2 separate regions of the Mus musculus genome follow, and region 2 is linked to region 1. A link is a loop called in an ENCODE intact Hi-C map of the cell type or tissue named here. Cell type or tissue: heart. All regions are shown on one strand. Links, peaks and the distances in the headings refer to the core of each region. The heading gives the core; the rest is flanking DNA.

The links. Peaks named below come from ENCODE experiments on the same cell type or tissue, not always from the same donor. Only the 100,000 strongest peaks of a DNase experiment are listed, where the experiment ranks them.
Region 2: a loop joins it to region 1, with 2.7 times the contacts of the local background. A loop is called at or near these places in 2 of 42 quality-filtered maps.

Annotation. Positions count from the first base shown.
Region 1 is chr5:32,610,214-32,615,779 of GRCm38, forward strand. Gm10461 reads right to left here and starts at 5,365. Exons shown (of 2, transcript XM_030254958.1): 1 at 5,313-5,365; 2 at 1-1,839. The coding sequence starts at 5,365. The coding sequence ends at 1,011. Yes1 (YES proto-oncogene 1, Src family tyrosine kinase) reads left to right here and starts at 958. Exons shown (of 12, transcript NM_001205132.1): 1 at 958-1,162. In heart, for the core only: a CTCF peak has its summit at 3,021 (motif pointing right); no DNase peak of the experiment used is centred there; H3K4me3 peaks cover 541 bases; H3K27ac peaks cover 648 bases.
Region 2 is chr5:32,458,617-32,464,182 of GRCm38, forward strand. Ppp1cb (protein phosphatase 1 catalytic subunit beta) reads left to right here and starts at 354. Exons shown (of 8, transcript NM_172707.3): 1 at 354-791. The coding sequence starts at 740. In heart, for the core only: a CTCF peak has its summit at 1,997; no DNase peak of the experiment used is centred there; H3K4me3 peaks cover 1,939 bases; H3K27ac peaks cover 1,301 bases.

The sequences.
Region 1 (5,566 bases), core at 2,034-4,533:
TGAAAACCACAAAGGAAACCAACAGTCCCACATTAATACTTCGAATAACCCCACCAAAGAGGAAATACAAAAGGGAAATTAAGAGTGTGATAAGGCAGACGTGCCTTTAGCAGGAGTACTTCTAGATTGTCTTTTGACCCTCTCAATCTTGTACCTCAGTTCCTCCTAAACCCTTCCTTTTTCTACAAGGCAAGCAGAAAAAACGATGCAAGGCCTTCGGAGGGAAAACAAACAAAAAACCTTTCATCTTGACTTCTTCACTTCAAGGGGCCCAAACGTCAGCTTTCATAGCTGTCAAGAAGAGTCACAGTGCCTGTCCGGGTTCCCTATTACGAGGATCAAATACAATGCTGTCCCACTCTAAGTGAGAGCCACCATTCCTGGGAGAATTGCCAACACAACTCAGGTTCGGTTCTACTCGCGCGGCAAGGCTGGTTCGACCTACAGTCAACAGGAAGCTTCTGCGGCCAGACGAGAACCAAGGTGTCAGCACTGCCCTGATGGCTCACGCGGTTCGACTGTGATTTTACTATCAGTGACAAAGGGTGCGGAGGCACAAAGCTGAGAAATGAACAGTCAACCTTTCTCCAAAGAACCCCAACCCCGATCACCCTCCGAAAACAAAGCCCCACACCCCTCAGTGTTTCGGTGAGCCAGGCGGAGCCCCGCTTCGCCCGTTGCGGTAGTCGGCGTGCGGGCAAGGCAGGGAACCACATGCCGCTGCTGCTTTCTCCTCACGCCCCCTCGGGAGCACGCCTGACCCCTGGCGCCATGTTGGGCCGGCAGGCACGACACGGCCGGGCCTCCCAGCGGCCCGCGGACCCCGCGCAGAGCTCCCGCGCCGGAAGGCGCTCCCAGCAGACAGCAGAGCGCGAGTTCCGGTGAGCGGGCGCGCGCAGGTAGCCGCAACCCCCGCCCCGCGCGCGATCCGGAGCGGAGGGGCGGGGCCGGCGGCGAGAGGAGGAGAGAGGGAGGCCGCGGGGTGCGGGCGTCCGGGAGTTCCCTCCTCCTCAAGTAAAGCGTCCCGGGCCGGCTGCGCCGCCGTCGCTGCCTCCTGGCGCCCCGCGACCTGGAGGTGGAGAAGGGAGAGGGACCCGCGGGCGTCCACCTCGGCCGGCCGCCTTCTCCCCGCGGCGACCCGTGCGAGTGCGGCCGGACTCAGGTAAGCTCGCGGCGTGGCCTCGCGACGTAGGCAGCTGACCCGGACCGGGCAGCTCTAGGCCTCGGCATCCACCCTCCTGCTCCCGGGCTTCTCGAGGCGCCGCCGCCCCTGCCGCTGTCCGCCTACTGGTCCCGGAGTCTGGAAGTTGAGGAGAAACTTCTCCCCTCCCGCGGTCTGGCTGGCGGGCGTGAGTGTCTCGTCTCCTGGGCTCACTACCTGCTTGCCCAGTGCCTCGGTCTCCGCCCTGTCCAGTACTTCCCGATTCTGCGGGAGTCCGGATAGTGGTCCAGCCTATGTGGTGCCGCCGCTGCACCCTCCACCCCAAAGGACGTGGGGTCACTCCCGAATGAGGACCAGAGGGTAGGGCAGCGGCCCCTTCTCGTCCTAGCGGCTGGAGGTCTGTGTCGCCGGACGCCCGCAGCAACTGTCTGGAGCGAGGAGTGGAACTCGTGGAGCGAGCGGGTGAGCGGCGGGTTGTACTTGGTTTGATTGCAAACCACGACCTGTTTATAAAGTTTTCCTTTGTTTGGGTTTGAGGGTGTTGGGACGTGTTACAATCAGCGGCCACTTTTAAGTGCCTTGCCACTCCGCCTCCCCGTGAGTTCGGTTCTCTGTCCTCCTGTGTCAACGAAAATTTTGTTTGTGTTTTGCTTCTTGATAATTGCTTCCAGCTTTTGCTTTATTGGGCTTGAGAAAGAGTTGTTTTTAAAAAGTGGGAATATCGTTTCTGGTATAGGGATTGTGAATGGGGCATAGCGTAGTTTTGATGTAGTTATTCTTTGCATAAGTGATTGGAACAGCAGTGGAAATGACAGTTATCAAAGTAAATAAACGAAAAGTATGCAGTTGAAACATAACTTTGTACCTCTCTTGTGTGTTCCACAGCTGTGTTTTTTACATGTGATTTCACAGGATATTTCGGTATGGTATATTCATGTATTTCGTGTAAAATTACTGACCAAAATTGGCAATTGAAAGTGAGTTTAAACATCCTGTTAAATTTCTAAATTTAAATTACTCACTAATGAAAATGTTATTAAGTGTGCATGTGTGACTCAATTTAAGGCCAAATGTGTGCTACCTCTATTAACCAGCACAATGGTGTGGACTAGAAACATTTTGAGTGGGCAGATAGGGAGTGTTAAATTAAAAGCCAAAGTTCTTATATGCAACATATATGAGAGAGAATACAACTGTAGGAAAGTTGTTCTTCAGGAATTTTTTCCGCTTGCTAAATGCATTTAGCTATATCTTATTTTTGAATACCAGCAAAACCTCAGTGAAAATGTAGATGCTGGTTGACATTTCAGTAGGTCCTAAATTTAGGGGAGGGAGAAGATTGCCTTTGATTGAAACTTAGATACAAGACTGTTTATATTCCATATTTCCAGGATAAAATAAAAGCTTTTAAAATGTGTGCTTTGCCATAAAACTACGGTAATGTTATACCTTTAATTTTGTAGCTAGTTTTTGCTGACTTCACAAACCACAAAATTGACTCCTTTCTGTTCAACTGAAAGTGAAATTACAGCCTTGACCTGTCTTCTTGGGATAGGTGTGAAATTTATCTCATGGCCAAAGGATAATATTAATATATAGTCAAAAATTGTTTTTAGTTGAAGAAATTCTCAAAAAAACCCATTGTCTTTGCAAATAAAATTTTATTTCATTGCATATATAAATAAAAGAATATGCTAAAAGAGTAGTGAAATATTACTACTTGTATACTTGTTTAAATCCTTGTTTACTTACAGTTCAAATTTGCATAGTTCTAACAGTAATAGCATACTACTGTGGGTAATTTAAAAAAATATATTTTATTTATATAAGTACACTGTCGCTGTCTTCAGACACCAGAAGAGGGCATCAGATCCCATTACAGATGGTTGTGAGCCACCATGTGGTTGCTGGGAATTGAACTCAGGATCTCCGGAAGAGCAGTCAATGCTCTTAACTGCTGAGCCAACTCTCCAGCCTTGGTAATTTTTAAAAAAAATATATTGAGCTTCCAATTTAGTGGTTCAGGTTGGTGTGAGCATCATTTATTAGTCTTATTACTTATTACCATTGTTTAGGAAAGAAACCTGAGCAGATTTTTTTTTTTTTTTTTTTTTTTGAAGAGCATTGCTAGGTTCTGATGTCTAGGGATGCAAATTTAAGTGATAAAACTATTAAAAAAAAAACTACAAGGAAGTGATGCTTCTATCCTTGGGGTCTTGGAGGTGTTAGTTTTAATTTAATTTATGAGCTCATACATTTGTGTGTTTGTTACCTGGGTTTTATATTTTACATAAAAATATTTTTAAGAAGCCTGAATGTAATGCAGTATAGAAGGTGCTTAGGTTAAGTTAATAATTTTCAAGATAATCTGGTTTCCTGTCACATCCTTTAATCTTTTCCCTGTTGATTAAAAATTTTAGTCATTGGTGTCTAGCTTAAGGGCACTCCCTGGGCTCTTCTTTGCTAACAGGTTTAGACTTCTTGCATCATAAATATCATATACTAGTTTGTGTGTGAAAATACCACACACACACACACACACACACACACACTCACACAAAAAAATCTAATAAAAAAAAGTTAAAAAAAAAGAAAATACCACACACTTCCAAATGTTCTTGATTTTTATGTTATTTTAATGTTCTGAGAGGTGTTATGTGTTATTAATTTTAAATATAAATAGTAAATAGAAAGTAATCAAAATGTTTATTGAATGGATAGGTGTTCTTTTATCAGGTACCTACCTTTCAGAAAATCAGGTACCATGACAAAACTGACATAGCAAGAGTTGACTTTCATTCATTTTTTTTTCCTTAAAGCAATAATGCTTCAAATAAGAACAATTCAGTGTCAGTTTTAACATAAGATTTTTCATTGTGTAGTGATTTTCCCTTTAATTACACTTTATGAGGTTTGTAGAGTCTGAAGCAATAATATACTTTTGTTACAGAAGGAAGCAATGACAATGGTGTTTCAGAGACAGAGTGGTTGCCTGAGGCCGCTTTAGTTATTCTGTGTAGTTGCTTGCTGTTTTAGCTGTTGGTTTTGTTACTTTATGTTGATGTAATGGAGCGCTGAAGAAGAGATTGCATCTGTGCCAAGTTCATGTCACAGGAACTTTGCCTCATTGTAAAGGCAATGTTTGTGATTCTGTCCTTGTGTGCATATTTACAGGAAATTTTAGTAAGATCTTCCATTGTTCAGAGAGCTACATGGCTAGGTCACCTTTGGTTCACATTTAAACTTACTTATACTAAAGATACAAGTCCTCTAGCAAAAGCCCTAACTGCTTCTCTTCAGAGGAAATAATCTGTTCCTATTAAAGTGTGTTGGTGTCTTACCAGCACTGTGTACAGCCACTTATGTATGACTACAATCGGGTATATATTTTCTTTTTTCTTCTCTCAGCTGCTCCAGTGCCACAATTAGCTGAGTATTGCTCAGCTGCAGCTGCTGGGTGATTATGAGCCATCCAGCTCCTGTCTAAACTCAGAGACAGATTTAGCAAAGGAGCTATAGTAACAGCCGAGATAGAAAGGGAAGAGCCAGTGCTGCTGCCAGTATCATTTGAGCAAGTCTGTGCCAAGGGATCCTTGGCTGCTGCAGCACTACTGTTGTCTTGGAACCAGCCGACTTGATGGCAGCGTGTCTGTATCTGAGTGGAGGTTTATAACCTTAAGACTGGGAAACATACTCCAAGAAAAATGGAGAATGCTATGATTACAAAGTAGAGTGTGATGTACTGATGGCATGAATTACAAGCCTCGGTGCCTCATCTCCTTGCCTAGCAGTGCCTTTCAGATGTTGGGTTTTAAGAAGCATGTAACATATTTCAAGTTAGAGGGGTGGCTGGATTGCTGATGTACATTAATTTGGACTCTCCTACAAAAAGTAGAAGATCCCTTGAGAGGGGTTAGTTCTAGAACTAGCTACCCCCTGTTGTCTGAACTTTGAAAATAGAAACCCCAAATTCCTTTTTCTTACTGTTGGTATTTGAGAAGCTAAGCCTCAACAAGTACAGGTACTAGTAATCCATGGTAGTCAGTAAGAGGAGGTGGGATGGGGGGATTGGGAGTTCAAGGCCAGTATTACCTTGTCTCAAAAGTAAAAGGGGGAAATGCAAACACAGTGTCAGCTATGTATGGCAAACCAGACTGGAAGAGACCAGGAGACGATTTTGCTGCCTGTGAAATGATAATGCATCGTTTTATACTGTTCTTTTTACAGCTATCTACTGAAAATTAGATGGAACAGATCCTTTTAATAATCCTGGAAGTACTGGGTGGCTCAGGGTTTGGGCTAATTTGAGGTAGGGATTAGAAATAGTTCAAATTAGCATAACCCTAAGGAAGAGATGCGGAAGACTGACTGGTTGAACATGATCAAGAATACATTGTCATTAGG
Region 2 (5,566 bases), core at 1,010-3,509, 150 kb before region 1:
TTCCAACATAGGCAACTGAAACCCACGTTTCCGGGTTAGCGGAAATACGAGCAATTGTTTTGAAAACCAGTGACTGAAACCTAGAAAAGAAAAGCAAGGCGGGAAGAACGCAATAGTTAACTCTGCGGAACCACCAGGCCCTGGGGAGCAGGGAAGGAAGGTCATTCCAGCCTACGCCGGCTCTGCGTTCACAAGCAAGGCAGGCTCCGCCCTGCGCCTGCGTAGTGGCGACTGTTCGTTGCAGTGGAACGCCTGAGAGAGGGAATCGCTCCTGCGCGTTAGCAACCGCGGAGGGGAGGGCGGGGAGCTGGAGAGGCAGGAAGGGGACGTGGCGCGCGTGCGCGCAGTTCGGCGCGGCTAGGCGGCCCGCAAGGGCGGAGGGGAGGGAGTGACGCTGAGGGCGGGGCTGTCCGTGGCGCTGCCGAGCTTTGCGGAGCTGGGCGGTGCCGAGGAGGAGGTGGAGGAGGCGGTGGCGGCTGGGGTCTGACGCGGCCCGGTTCCTGACGCGGCCCGGTTCCTGGGGGCCTGCTTGTTTATTTATTTATTTCCAGTGGGCGCCGCCAGCGTGTGCGCGCGCTGTCGCTGCTCGGCGGGGAGGGGGTGGGGGGAGGGCCCGCGCCCGGGGGGAGTTGGAGCCGGGGTCGAAACGCCGCGTGACTCGTAGGTGAGAACGCCGAGCCGCCGCCGCCGCCGAGAAGCCCTGTTAACGCTTTAGGGAGGAGAGTCTGGTGCCGACAAGATGGCGGACGGGGAGCTGAACGTGGACAGCCTCATCACCCGCCTGCTGGAGGGTGAGTGCGGCGCCGGCTCGTCTCCCCACCCGGCCGCGGGGCCCTTCCCGCTCGAGCTGAGGTCGGAGAGGAGGGCAGGCGGGCGGGCGGGCGGGCGGGCCGGGTGCCCCAGGAGGCCAGGAGCGCGGGCTGGCGGGCGGGCAGGCGGGGAGGCCGGGCCGAGCGAGGCCGGAGGCCCATCGGCTGGTACAGTCTTCCCGAGAGGCGGCCGGGCTCCGCTTGGCCGCTGTGCTGGCCTCTGCAGACCGTTCCGAAGAAGGGGCGAGGATGCCTGCCGCTGGGCTTTGTGTGTCCGTGGAATGTGTATTTCTCGGTTCTCTTTGTGCGTTGCCCTTGGCAGCCTCCGATGGTCGTTCCGGTAGTGAATTTTACATAAAACCTTCCCAGTAAGGCTCTCGGATCGTTTGCATTTTACTGGATGCTCTAGAAAGAATTAGGGAGAGGATACGATGACTAGTTTACCATTTATTATCTGGAGTATAAAAAAACAGTAAAAATCCTGAATCAGGTTAAAGACGTCCGTTAGAAATACGAAACGCCCGGATACATGTGCTGAAGGGGTTGATTTGGGGGCTTTTTTTTTTTTTTAAACATGTTTGAGCCGAGTTTAATTTCTGCACAAACTTAGCAAATGTCTGTTGTGAATAATCTCTTGAGCTTAAAAGGTATTTTACAAGTGTTCTCAGCATTTGAAGTTCCGGGTTCTTATGCTTTTATCGATTAGTTTTGTGTTGGTGGGAACATAAGGAGAAAAGAGGAGATGGAGAGGCCAGTAGTTAAATGTATTGGTCCGTTGGGGGATACTGTTCGAAGTTAAAGGCGGGTCTTGGTCAAAAGAACCCTTTTACGCTATAAAATTTGCGTCGTCACTAATTGTGGAGTGTGTAAAAAAGAATTGCGTTTTTGAGTGGTTAAGAGTCCTTTTTGTCAGCCTCCTAATGAATGCGTGTGTTTACTACAGCGAAGCTGTTTGTGTTTGGAATTTTACCAAAGAGCGTGGAGAGGGGTGACTTTTCTTTAACTAGTTAAAGTACGAAGTATTTATTCTCTGTTTAAAACAACAACAACAACAAAACAACTCTGTTTATATGCTCCAGATGTAAAAGCTTTCCAGCAGCCTTAAGGCTGAGAAAAAGGCAGAACTTTTACCAGGAACTCTTTCTTATTTACCTTCTCCTTTAGTATCAAGTTATTCCTGGGAGGCCCCCTGGTGCTTGCTGTGTTTACTGCTTGGGATTTTGTGGTCTTTAATTGATAGAAACATCTTGCTGGGTCTGTGAGAAATTTGTTTAGTTAAAAAAAATTTATGCTTGTAGTACATGGCTGGCTCTATTAGGGAAATATAGTTATTTTAAATCTTTATATCTTGTTACTCTTCGGAGAAGGGGAATTTAAGCCCACCACTGTTTTCATATAATCTAAATTTTAAATTAAATTTGGATCAGATTTTATCGCAGTTTATTAATATTTTTAATTTTTCATAAATACCTTATAGCAGATGCATGTATTTTAAACCGATCTAGAAGCCTTTAAATCAAATGTACTTCTATACAGTTACAGATGCTTAAATACAACTAATAGAGTGGGAGTTGTAGAGAAAAAGGGGAAAGTAGCCTGAGCTATATCATTGTTAAATATTTGGTTCTATCATCAGTCACCAGCACCCACCAGTCCCCCCTTCTTGGGTAAGAATACGTTCTTTTTTTCTAATATAGCAAGTGTTTATTGACTGCACTGCCAGGCACCAGGAGTCAAAGATAAGGCTCACTCCTCACTCAAGCAGCTCAGTATAAACAAGTGGCTTCTCAGTGTGTGCTAGCCTTCCTGCTCTTCCTGCTTTGAATGTACAATTTATTAGTAGTTTTGTTACATTCTTGTTCCTTAATCCAGACGAAGACTGCTTTTGTTGTTACTCTAAAATATTACCAGTCCCTCCTTCCCTCCCCAAGCCTAAACCTGTTCAAATAAATTTTGAAGTCTTGGATTTTCTAGTGAGTAAATTCAATCTTGAAAAAAAAATTTTTTTTGAGACAGGGTTTCTCTGTACCTGGCTATCCTGGAACTTGCTCTGTAGACCAGGCTGCCTCAAACTCTGCCTCCCCAAATACTGGGAATTAGAGACATGCACCACCTCTGCCGGGCAGCCTACTTTAGTTTTCAGTATTACATGCTAATTTAACTCAAATTCAAGTGGTGCTATTCTGTAAAGTTGCCTCGCAGAACAGAATAACCTGGTTATATATTTTGTGCGTCCTAAATGAAAGTGAACATTAAAAGATACATAATTATAGTTAAAGATGTCTAGGTTATATATTTTGTGTGTCCTAAATGAAAGTGAACATTAAAAGATATGTAATTATAGTTAAAGACGTCTATCCATAGCAAGACTACAGTTAGTGGTCATTGTATTGAAAGTGTGAAGAGAACCTTCGAGAATGTGTGCTCTAAGGACCAGTATGATAAATATGACATCCTTGGTAGATAAAATGTGTGGATTCAGTGTGTTCAGCCATTTCACAGTGTATGCACTTAAAATATGTGTTCCTAAAAGATGCAGTGTTGTCTATCAATTAAAGATTGCTTTTGGCTGGGCAAAAAGTTGTGGCTTTAATCCCAGCACCCAGTAGGCTGAGGCAGGCAGATCTCTGAGCTCTAGACCAGCAAAACACAACAGGAAAAAAACCTTGCTTTTGTAAAAATGTTTTTTTGCATTAAGAGAAAAAAATTGATCAGAACCTAGTCTCATTTTAAAGTGTTTACTTTATGTTACAGTTTATTCATTTAAAAATATATTAAACTCTGATGGCCAGTTAAGTGCACTCACTTTCAGTAACTACTTTTTATGTTACTTTGTTCGATGTTAGACCATTTAAATAAAAAGACTAGAACATTGTTTGGACTGGGTGTGCTTCTCCAGTATTATTTTCTTGGTTTAAGTTTTACTTACAACTAAACAATAACTGTTTTGCCATCTGTAGTGACCCTACTATAGTCTTGTGATTTATCATAATTGATTACATAAGTTCAGATTAGTTCTGTGAGTGAGCTAGAAAGCCTGCCTAGTAAAAGGTTTTGCTTAGAGTGGTTGTTCTCTAGATATTTGAAGAGGAAGTGGGAGTCACCTGGGGGCCTTAGGTAACATTCCAAATGAGTTTATTTTGAAAGAAGTCAAAAGTAAGTAGAATCCTGATACTTTGTGAAAGAGAATCAAATGGTGCCCTTGGAGGCCAGAAGATGCCCTAGAACTGGAATTACGATGTGATGAGCCGCCCTGTGGGTGCTGAGATTTGAACCCAGGTCTTCTGCAAGAACAGCCAGGCTCTTAACGGCTGAGCCATTGCTCCAGCCCAAACCTTCCCTTTTAAAGACAACTTTGAGATGCAGTTCATATCCCACATGGTTTGCCTATTGCTGCTGTGTTAGTCAGTGAGTTTTAGTGTGTCCACAGTGTTTTGCAGCTATCACCACTGTCAGCTTTAGAACATTCTCCCTCCCTTCCACCTCCCCCCACCCCCACAAGCCCTGTTTCTTTTTTCTTCATCTGTCTCCCTCTAGGCAGTAGAGCGGATCGGATCGTTAATCTGCCTTCTTTCTCCAGATTTGCCGGTTTATGCACATATTATGTAAATGAAAGTGTATATAATGTGGTCTTTTGTGACTAATTTTCTTTTGAGTTTTTTGAGTTCAAGTTTTTGAGACAAGGTGTTACTGTGTTGCCTTTGCTGTCCCCAAACTCAGAGATCCTCCTGGGATTAAAGGCTCTGTAACTCCTGGGCCTCTTGTAATGTTTTCAAGTTTCAACTATGTTATAAAATGTATTAGTACTTCATTCCTTTTATGGCTGAATAATACTCCATTGTGTCTGTGTAACAATTTTCAGAAATACTCACTGGTTGATGGCTATTTGAGTTGTTTTCCCTTTTGACCTTTGAGGACGATCCTGCTCTCAACTTGTTTTTGAGTGGATTTAGGCTTTCAGTTCCCTAGGCTAGATTGCTGGGAGGGGAATTGTTACATGGTAACTCGGTGTTTAGACTTTTGGAAAACTGGAGAGAGTTAAAGCTTCTTTATTGATTACATTGCTTCAAGTTCAAGCCCAGTAGTTTAAAAGACAGGTTGAAGCAGGTGCCAGCTGCTCTGGCTGCCTCTTCCTTCACAGGGAACATCTTCATACTGTGTGTGAACATGAGGTAACTCATTAGAAGTAAGAGCAGGCTGGAGAGTAGATCATTGGAGGTAGACTTTCTTCTCTTGAGTGTTCTGGGTGAGTCATAGATAGACCAATCCCTGTTTGTCCAGAAAGTAAAGGAAACTGATTTGATTTGAGAAAAAAACCAAAAAACCAAACCAAAACAAGAAAAACCTCCAGAGATATTTTCTGTGACATTTCCAAATAATTCATTGAAATTTAGAGACCTATTCGAATTACTATCTGCGGAGAGAAGAGTTACTCCCACCCCTCCTTTAATTACTAAAGGACATTATGTTGAAGATACTCTACCGGTGAGATACTTCTCCAGCTCTTTTATTTTTATTTATTTATTTATTTATTTATTTATTTAATTTTTAACAAGTTTTGCTAAGAGAGTAGCCATTCTGGCCCTGAGCTTGCCCTGTATCCCAAGCAGACCTTGAACTTTGAATTTTCTGACCTGGACTCCCAAGTAGCTAGGATTACAGGTGTATGCCCTCATACTCTTTACATTTATCATTTGACTATTCCATTTTCAGTGGCCATGGTGGCAAATTCATACCAGTAAATAGAAACGTTAAGG